Regions from separate parts of the Homo sapiens genome. Here region 2 is linked to region 1. The links are chromatin contacts, found by Hi-C or POLR2A ChIA-PET in ENCODE. All regions are on one chromosome and are shown on one strand. The core of a region is the stretch at or near the end of the contact, and the rest is flanking DNA. Distances in the headings are between cores, read along the strand shown. Region 1 holds the start of GPR3 (G protein-coupled receptor 3). Region 2 overlaps FGR (FGR proto-oncogene, Src family tyrosine kinase).

Region 1 (5,034 bases), core at 1,354-3,853:
ATAGACACTGTCTTTGTATATGTGCATATATAATCTTTCTCTCTCCTATTTAGGCAACTATGTGACTAATCTCTCTGACTCTTTAGCTCAGAAATTCAAACATAAAGTGACATGGTCAAGGTCAAGTTTGGGGGAAGAGGGACATCTGGGACTTGGAATGGCACTGTAAAACTCCCAGCATTCTGGAATTGCAACCCAGCTGGGCTGTGAGACATTTCTGAGTAGAACACTGACCACCTGAACATTCTGGAACCGTGGAGCCAGCTGGGCCCCCATAGGGATCTGAACAGAACCTTGAAACACCCAATGTCCTAGAACTCCAGAACCAGCTGGGTCTGGGGGGTGTGGAGCTGGGGGTTTGGAAAGAAGCCCTGGAGAGCCTAACATTCTGGAATTCTGTAGTAATCAGGGTTGAAGGGTCATGAAGACTCAGCTAGACATCACTGGGGGAGCGGGATCGGAAGGGGATCTTGGAAGAGGAACAGCAGCAGCAGACAGCCCACAGCACTTTCTGCACATCCTGGTTGCGGAAGGCGTAGATGATAGGGTTGATCATGGAGTTGTAGGTGGCAGGGAGCAAGGTAAGATAGGTGTAGAGAGGTGGAGAGTGGGCATCACCCAGCAGGCAGTAGACAGTGAAGGGCAACCAGCAGGCGGCAAAGGCTCCAAGCACCACGGCCAGTGTGGCAATGCCCTTGCGGGTGGCCACATAGTGGGAGGCAGGCAGCAGGTGCCGCTGAAGGGCAATCTGCTGGGCATGGCGGCAGACGATGCGGCAGATTTGGGCGTAGAGCTGCAGCATGATGCCAAACACCATGAAGAAGGCAATGGCCAGAACTACCAGATGGTTCTTGGAGAGTGGATAAACCACGCCACATGTGGTCAGGCCATCCAGGCAGTTCCAGGCCAGCACAGGCAGCAGCCCCAGGCCCAGGGCACCTCCCCACACTAAGGCCAGCATCACATAGGTCCGTGTCACTGTTGTCTCTGAATAGTAGGTGAGGGCATTGTACAGAGAAAGGTAGCGGTCGACAGTGATGGCCAGTAGACTGCCGATGCTGGCGGTAAAGGCCATTGCCAGCACGCCAACCAGCACCAGGCTCATCTCCGCTGAGCCGATGCAGAAGACAGCAGCAAAGTGCAGGACCAGGCCCAGGCCTGCCAGCAGGTCTGCCACGGCCAGGCTGCCCACCAGCAGGAACATGGGGGCACGGAAGGCAGGAGTGCCCACGATGATGGCCACCACTAGCGCATTCTCGCAGGACACCAGGGTGCCTGAGATGCAGAGCACCACATCCCAGGCCTTAGGCGAGGGCAGTGGTGCGGCTGGACCTGTGGGCCCCTCTGCTGGGCCCACGCTGCTTACATTCACGTTGCCTGAGCCAGCTGAGAGCCAGGCCAGAGGGCTGCCTGCACCCCACATCATGGTACCTGCAGGAGAAAGGCCTTGTGAGAAGCTGACCAAGCTGGGTGATGGGAGTTGGGGTCTGGAGGGGGTGAGGTGCTTCTCAGGATACGTGGTGGGAGTCTCTCCTCAGGATACCTGATAGGGTCCCAATGCCTTATCCCCACATTCATGCCCTGGGGCTCTTCCCAGGATACCGCTGTCCCCTCCAATGCCCCCAGGCCTCTAAACAGGGGTCTCTTCCTGGGGATCCCTGTCCTAGGTCCTGCAGGTCTCTTTTTCCCACGTGTGTGACCAGAGGAGAGACAGAAGAAGGGGTACTATAAGTGGAAGAGGGCCATAGGATCCAGGGGATGCCCCCGAAGGCTCAAGATTGGGGTAGGGAAACATCTACCCCATCAGGGAGACTGAGCAGCTCCGCTCCCTCCCATCAGAGATGATGATGCTAGCTCGTGCCTGAGGCTCCCAGACCCCTCACGATTTTCAGTACTGCCAGCCTTAGACTCCGCCCCCAGGGAATGCGCGTGAAGCTCCCGCCAGCCATCACCCCGCACTCCCGCGGTAACACCTGGGAACTCAGCCCCCCACCCCCCACCCTCCCAGACTTCTGTTCCTGGCTGGACCCTTCTTTCCGCCTGAATCTCTAGGTCTCTGGGCAGACCCCCCTGCTGGAAGACTGGATCCCTGAGTCAGATGCCTCCTTCTGCCCGGACACCTGGATTTTGGGCCTGACTCTGCCTCCTGCCTGGATACCTGGATTCCTAAATTGGACACCTCCTGCTGTTCGGACCCCTGGGTCCCTGCCCCAGACGCCTCCTGCCGGCTTAACCTCAGATGACCATCAGTCCCTCCAGGGCCTCGGGTCCCTGCAGGAATGCTTACCCTTCGCCGGGTCATCCAACTCAACCCCAGCACTCGAGCACTTGGGCCCAAGCCTGCTAACCCAGAATCGCCTAAACCCAGAATTCCCACCTCGAACTCGAACCCCGGCCGGCCACTAGGAGCCTTCCGCCGGCCCAGTGCCCCAGCATCCTGCGTGCCCTTCAGGACCCCTGGTGCCCGCGGCGGGGCCCGCTACTCACCGCTCAGGACCAGGCGCGGCCGGGCCGCGGGGAGGCTCCGCTCGGGTCCTGGCGGCGCAGGGCGTGCGTGGACCCCGAGAAGCCCCCGCGGCCGCGGGAGAAGCGGCGTGAGTCACCCCGCCCCGCCCCCGGCCACCGGTTCGGTGACGTCAGCGGTCCGATCAGCCAATGGGCGCGGCGCGCTGGGGCGCAGCGCGCGTTGCGCGGCATAGTAATAAGGCCTCGCACCGCCCGCTCCCCCATTCATAAAAAGCGACCGTGGCTGCGGCCCCGCCCCCTCCCGAGTCCGCCCGCGCTGTCCTTGACGCGGCGCCCTCTGCGGGCCGGGGGTTTCAGAGGCGCCGGTGCGAGAGCCTTGAAGTCTCAGAGAGGCTGCAGGGAACGTGGTGGAAGAGTGGAAAGGGGGCCCGGCTAGGCTGTGGGGTGATGGGACCCTTGGGTGGCAGAGAGGCTGACGAGATCCAGGTGACGAAGGAAGAGCTTGTGATGGGGCTGGTTGGGCTTCCCTGGTGAGAATGACAGGGTTTCCAAGATGATGGGGCCCTGAGGTGACGATGACAGGGAGCACGAGGGAGCGGGGAGGTGGGTGGCAGTGACGACATTAGCATGGTGACAGAATCTTGGGGTGGGGGGTGATGGCCGTGGGACGCTAACGGTAGAGGGGAAGCCCTCAGGGCAACCATGGCAGTGTCAGGGTGACTATGCAGCAGGGGGGAGTTCAGGGACCCCGGGATGGCAGAGGCAGCGGCCTGGGAACATGGAGTGTCCAGGTGACTTCAGGTCACCATTACCCTGTCAGAATGGCTGGGGTACTGAAGCGACAATGCTAAGCCATGAGGACTGTGGGGCCCTGGAACGAAGATAGCAGGTGGCTGTGGTGAGTGGGCTCCAGGGTGAGGGGCACAGGGTAGAGGGTCTGGACTGACAGTGACCAGGCAGGTAAGTTGCTGCCAGGGCAAGTCCCGTGATGCCGGGGCTGGGATAAGAGCTGGGTGACGTCACTCATGTCAGCCCAATAGCGCCCTCACAGCACCGGAGGGGTGGGCCTGGCAAGATTTCAAAACCTGAATTATTTATTCCAGTATCTAGAAAGCCAGCGTGGAGGGGGTGAGGGGTGCACTTCCCTGAAGCAGGAGGAGATGGGGAGCCGGGAAGAACTTGGAAGCAGAAAGCCTGGCAGCTCAGTCCTCAGGGCAGGCCCCTCTCAGCCTCCTATTTTAGGCATCCTGATGGGTGGAGCAAGGAGAAAGAGCTCCCTCTTCCCCAACGCCATCTGCCCTTAGTCCAGGGGAACCACTCTGGGCAGACTTCTCCAGATGTGACAGATGTGGCCAGTCCTGCGGCAGGGGGACTGGCTGCTCCTTCTCCCTGTGTCTCTTGCCTTGATGCTCCCTGGAATCATGCAGGCCTGTGGGAGGGGAAGATGAGGTTAAGAGGCCTGAGGATCCCAGGCCCCACTGGACACCCCCATCACAGCACCATCACTGCAGCCCCCATGGTCAGCCTCCACCAGGCAGGTTTTGGGTTTGAGTGTGAGGCAGCAGAAGGTCAAGTGGCAGGGAACATGGGAGGAGGAGGGGGTCGGAGCTGGAGAAGAGGATTCATTTCAGGTTGGATGTGGTGAGTTTAGGGGGCTTAGGGGGTGGAAGTGTCCAATCTCAGTTTCTCCATTTCCTAGCTGGGTGACTTTGGAGAGTTTCTTCAGCTCTCTGTGCCTATTTCCTCATCTAAAACACAGGGATAATATTAGTACCGGCCTCATGGGGTTGTTGAGTGGGTTCTACTTGCCATTGGCCATCAATGTTACAGCTGGATAATGAGGGACACCTGGGAGGTGTAGGCATGCAGGTGGCAACTGATGTTTTAGGGGTAAATAATGTCACCCAGGGGCGGGAGCAGAGAGTGAGGAGTGGCTTCAGGGGCTCCTCCTCCTGGGCTCTTGCACCTGACCCCTCTGACAACAACCCTTCTCTTCATCCAGGTCTCTGCTCCCGAATTACTTCTGAAACAGGCTGCTCTGAACTCTCAGATCGCCACTGGCCTCCCCATCACTCTCCCTCCCCTTCTCTTGATTTATTCATTTTTGGAGGATGAAGCACTCTTGAAATTATAAATGAATTCATGTTTGTTTGTTTTACTACATGTCAGCCCCACTAGAATCTAAGCTCCAAGAGGATACTGACTATGTCCCATTTCTGCTAGAGAACAGTGCCTGATATGTAATGGGTATTGAAGAAATAATCATGGACTGGATGATTGACCTAAAAGGGAACAACCAGAGGAAAAAAGGAAAACAGAGAGAATAGTAATATGCCTGGTGCCCAGGAAGGTGGGGGTGTCAGAGAGAGGATCCAAGGGCATCAGGGCCCCAAGACTCAGGGTCAGGGATCCATTTACTCCCCCATCAGAGCTGGGTCCCTACAGAGTTCTGGTCTCTGCGATGGGTGAAGGCTGCTGGGAGGTTGGCATCAAAGGGGGGTATCAGGGACTATCTTCTACTACTCTGAATGGCAATTATATATTTTTTAAGTTTTCGTAGCTTATTGA
Region 2 (5,034 bases), core at 1,427-3,926, 240 kb before region 1:
GTCCCCGCTTCCTGGGGAAGTCCCCGCCCTCGGCAGGGACAGGCCTCTCCGGGCGCCCCCTCCGCGCCCGCGGCGGTCTCGGCCCGCGCTCCCCGCTGGATCCGGGAATTGCTGCCGCCCCGACGGAAATCCTGCCTTTGACCGCGAGTGCCCGCAGGGGCTGCCTCCAAGGCAACGAGAGGGCGGGCCGCGCTGGGCCGCCGCGGGGCTCCGGGTGGGCGCAGCCCCCTTTGCTCTCCGCCTTCGCCCCCTTTTGGAATCCTCGGTCTGGTGGGTGGGGGGTGGGCTTCCCGACCGAGGTAGGAGGCGATGCCGCTGTGTTCAGGGATCCTGGGGTGGAGGATCTGCTGTTTGAGAGACCTGGGTTCTTAGCAAGACTGGGCCCTTAATTGCTGTGTGACTGTGGGCAAGTTACAGGGCTTCTCTGGGCCTCACTTTCCTCATCTGAACTATGGTGAGAAATGATCCTTGTGTCCACTCTTCCCCCACGAGAATCAGGTGCAGAAAGCAGTTTTTGCTGAGTGTCCTGAAGGGTTAAGGGCTATCCCTGACTCAGCGAGCCTCCCCTTCACCTTCTCAAAAACATGCAGAGGAGGCCAGCCTGGGCAGCACAGGGAGACCCCCGTCCTGTCTCTACAAAAAAATATAGTTAGCCAGAAGGCTGGAAGTGGTGGCACCTGCTGTAGTCCCAGCTACTCCAGAGGCTGAGGCCGGAGGATCGCTGGAGCCCACGAGTTCAAGGCTGCAGTGAGAGCTCCTGGATGAGAGAGTGAGATTTTGTCTGTAAACAACAACAACAACAAAAAGCATGGAGGGGGACCAGACTGCCCGGCTCTCACTGACAGGGCCTCCAGGGACCAGCACACAGTTGGCGTCTAAATAGTTTATGGCTCTGATGAGAGCCCATACTGGGGAGGTCAGCAGAGTTAAAATCTGTCTCACACCCTCTCTGGTGCTGCATCCAGTTGGCCGCCCCTCGGGTGTGTACTCTCAGGGGCCCTGATGTCCTTGGCATCCTTCCGACTGTGGTGATGATGGGAGAGCAGGACCCTGTTCCCACTTCACAGATGGGAAGATGGAGGTTTGGGAGTTGGCAACCTGCAGGGCCAACAGTAGGGACCAGAATTCCAGGACATCTCGTCTCTGATGTAGCCTGAGCTGAGGCCTGAATCCTTACCTCATCCCTACCAAGTTTCATGTACCCTCCGGGGAGGAGGGTGTGGGGTTTAGGGGCTTCATGACTACTTCCTGTTCCAGTGAGTAGGTGCTCTCACACCCTCCTCCAGTGAGGGTGTGAGTGTTTGTATGTTTTGGGCTCTGAGTGAATGAGCATGAACCCTTGAGCATATGAGTGGATGTTTGGGTGATCTCTGCAGCCACCTGGGGCTGATGTGGCAAAGGAAGTGGCCAGACCTCAGGAGGCTGGGTAGGGAACCCCAGAGCTGGGGAAGTAGGGGCCAGGGCTCTTCCCACGCAGAGCAGACTGGGCTGACCTAAGGTGGGAAAAGGCAGGATGTCCCCCTCACCGCCCCACTCCCCTGAGGGACCAGGGAGGGGGCTTCCTGTCTGGCCACACTGTGAAATCTAGACTCCCATCCCTTGGCTGCCCCTGGACCCCCGCCCCCCGCCGCCATGGCTTCCATCTCCTGAAAATCCTGAGTCCCAGGCCAGATGGCATCTAAAGAGCTGTGTTTTAGAGGCTGGTGGGTGGTTTTCAGCAACAGGTGGAAAACCACTTTTACCCACAAGAAGTGGAAAAAACTGCTAATGGCCTCGGGACCACATGGAGGGTAAAGGCCACCCCCGATCCTGCACACACCTGGCCTCACCACGGTGGTGGTGGAGTCAGACAGGGTTGGGTGGGTATGTCTTCTTCAGGAGGCAGTTTCGAGGCCTCAAGAAAGGATGGTGTGAGATGAAAGGGGGTTAATGAAGGCAGGGCACGGTGGCTCACGCCTGTAATCCCAGCACTTTAGGAGGCCGAGGTGGGTGGATCACCTGAGGTCAGAAGTTCAAGAACAGCCTGGCCAACATGACTAAACCCCATCTCTACTAAAAATACAAAAATTTAGCTGGGCATGGTGGCAGACGCCTGTAATCCCAGCTACTCAGGAGGCTGAGGCAGGAGAATTGCTTGAACCCGGGAGGCAGAGGTTGCAGTGAGCCGAGATCGAACCATCGCATTCCAGCCTTGGCGACAGAATGAGACACTGTTTCAAAAAAAAAAAAAAGAAGAAGAAGAAGAAGAAGAACAAAGAAAGAAAGAAAGGGAGTTAATGAGCAGTGGGGGCCTCAGCAAAGGCACTGGCATTCAGCCAGGTGGAGGGTCTCGGTGAGAGGACTGAGGGTGAGGGATGGAAGCCCGCCCGGTCTGAGGGATAGGGCCTAGTGAGAGATGCGGCACAGTGGGATGGGAGTCACCTGCAGACCTCAGCCTTGCTCCCTGACCCTCCAGCCCTGGCCTGCCCCCGGCCAGCCCAGAGCCTGGAGGAGAAGCCGGAACTCTTGCAGGATGGTGGTTTCCTGCCCCTGCCCAAAGTCCCGGTTCCCTTTTGATGAAATCCCCCAGGCGGCTGGGCCAGCTCAGCCCTCTCACCTCACCCTGGGAACTTCTCTTTCTTCTCAGCCCTGCCCAGTTCTGTACCCTCTGGTCCCACACCGTCACTGCCACGGAGGACCTTCCTCAAGGGAAAGGAGGGAAGTGAAAGTTCACTGGGCACTTACTGTATGTCTGATGCTTTCAGTGATGTGACCCCATTTGATGCTGAGAAGCAACCCCAGGAGGTGGACATTTGTATTCTTATTTTATAGGCAAAGATGCTGCCGCTCAGGGAGATGAACTGACTTGCCCAATGCCTTAAGCTAGTTGTCAGGCAGGCTAGAATTTGAGCCTAAATCTGCCTCTAGATCCCACAGATACTTGGTGAGGGTTGCGGGGGCAGGACATCCTGTGTCTACATCAAAGAACTGGCATAGCTTTGGGAAGTGTGGGCCTCGAAAAAGGATGGGTGGACCTGGGGTTCCTATGTCCAGCAGTAGGGGTGAGTGGGAGGCAGGGTCCCTCCCTGCTGGGTGACCAGCTGCCATATGACAGGGGTGGTGTGTTCGACCGGAAGTATGACATTCACTAGTTAGGAACAGCATGATCTCCTGCTCAGGCTTTGGAGAACACAGCAGTGGGGGAGGGAACAGAACTCTGGACTTGAATTAATAGTCCTGACTTTGAATCCCTTGTCTGGCTGTGTGATCCTGGGAAAGTAACTTCCCCCTATGCAAAAGAGAAGGTGGAGTGGTAAATGGTCCCTGGGGGCCATTCTGGTTTTGGTTATTGGTCACACTTGGCCACTGCACATCGGGCAAGAGCCACATGTCATGAAGCCCTCACAACAACTACTCAGAAGGTGCAGATGCAACAACTAAGGCTCAGAGGCTTATGTCAAAGATCCAAGGTCATAGAGCTACTGAAGAATGGAGCTGGGGAGGGCCACAGGGCAGATGTTGAAGTGAGGAGCACTGCGGTCCAGGGTTGGACCTCAGTTTGATACTTGTAACCTGATTTTGACCCTGATGGGGATCTCGGAGGCGACTCCTGTAAACCAGATGTTCAAGAGACATATTTATAAACAGAACCAAGTGCCCAGAATGATGCTGTGGCTACTCTCTGAGCTGCCCCCTTTCTGGTATTAGCAGGCAGCGAAGTTCAGTGCTGAGAAAAGAGAGACCTGGCTTCTTCAGATTCAGCGACTGCCTGAGAAAATCTGGGCAGATATGGCTCTCTCTCTCTCTCTCCTGCGCCCCTCCCTCCCCCCACCTGCGCCCTGCCTGCTGTATCAAGGATTTAGAGCATGAGGCACAGGGCTGAGAACACTAGGTGCTCCTTAAGAGACACACGTTATTGCAGGGGTGTCCAATCTTTTGGCTTCCCTGGGCCGCATTGGAAGAAGAAAAATTGTCTTGAGCCACACATAAAATACACTAACACTAATGATAGCTGATGAGCTTTAAAAAATTGCAAAAAAGGCCGGGTGCAGTGGCTCATGCCTGTAATCCCAGCACTTTGGGAGGCCGAGGCGGGCAGATCACGAGGTCAGGAGATCGAGACCATCCGGGCTAACACGGTGAAACCCCGTCTCTACTCAAAATACAAAAAATTAGCCAGGCGTGTTGGCAGCGCGCCTGTAGTCCCAGCTACTCAGGAGGCTGAGGCAGAAGAATCACTTGAACCCAGGAGGCGGAGGTTGCAGTGAGCCAAGATTGTGCCACTTTACTCCAGCCTGGGCAACAGAGTGAGACCCCGTCTCAAAAAAAATCACAAAAAAAATCTCATAATGTTTTCAGAAAGTTTACTAATATGTGTTGGGCCACATTCAAAGCTGTCCTGGGCTGCATATGGCCCATGGACCATGGGATGGACAAGCTTGCATTATTGCTTCTACTAGGATTACAGAATGGACTAGTGGTTACAGTGGTTTTTGGCAACAAGTTGATCAGCATTGCATTTTAGCATCCTTTACTCACAATGTAATCTTGGGCAAGTTACTTAACATCTCTGTGCCTCAGTTTCTTCATCTGTAAAATAAGGGTAGTCATAAACCCACCTCATAGGTTCACCAAATAAGACCATGACTGGGAGTTACTTGGCAAGATGCTAGTCACTGTGTAACTGTTTAATAAATTAGCTCATTTTTACTGCCACCTGGATTTCTAGGAAGTCAAATTACTCTCCAAAGAATTGGTGGCACATAGAGATCAGAGCAAGAGGAGGATGAAGAGTCCTAGGGCTATTTTCATGCAGATGTCTGAGCAGAGTGAACCCAATCTGCTCTCCCTCCGTCTTTTTCCCTCCTTGTCTCTTTAGCTCTCTCTCTCTCTTTCTCTTCATCTCTGCCTCTCTCTGTTTCTATCTCTTTCTGTCTCTTGATTACTCTTTCTCCTTAATTCTCATTTCTGCCTCTGTCTCTTTGTCTCTGTTTCTTTCTGGCAGTGTGTGCTGGAGCCAGCTACTTACTGGCTCAGGGGAGTTCATTCTGTGTG

Evidence for each region. Hi-C counts contacts between places; a loop is a spot of excess contacts on that map. ChIA-PET counts read pairs that join two places held with the same protein, here RNA polymerase II (POLR2A). Pooled maps may share reads with other maps.
Region 2: a loop to region 1 is called in a pooled map, with 2.9 times the contacts of the local background. The contact joins the enhancer-like site here to the promoter of GPR3 in region 1. A Hi-C loop is called at or near these places in 1 of 37 single-sample maps with no recorded cell type and 4 of 50 pooled maps. POLR2A ChIA-PET finds 5 or more read pairs at or near these places in 3 of 52 experiments (K562, activated B cell and naive thymus-derived CD8-positive, alpha-beta T cell).

The regions. Positions count from the first base shown.
Region 1 is chr1:27,390,191-27,395,224 of GRCh38, reverse strand. GPR3 (G protein-coupled receptor 3) reads right to left here and starts at 2,603. Exons shown (of 2, transcript NM_005281.4): 1 at 2,488-2,603; 2 at 1-1,431. The coding sequence starts at 1,426. The coding sequence ends at 434. RefSeq lists enhancers at 215-1,012, 1,841-2,376, 2,914-3,450, 3,451-3,987 and a silencer at 2,400-2,899.
Region 2 is chr1:27,629,338-27,634,371 of GRCh38, reverse strand. The region is part of intron 1 of FGR (FGR proto-oncogene, Src family tyrosine kinase); the gene reads left to right. Among named protein-coding and RNA genes, the nearest start is that of FGR, 3.3 kb to the left of the region's middle. RefSeq lists a silencer at 62-111 and enhancers at 1,692-1,741, 2,142-2,281, 2,412-2,461, 1,970-2,470. Within about 2 kb of position 2,676, at least 25 of the 41 ENCODE cell types and tissues checked have a DNase peak (open chromatin) inside an H3K27ac peak, as active enhancers do.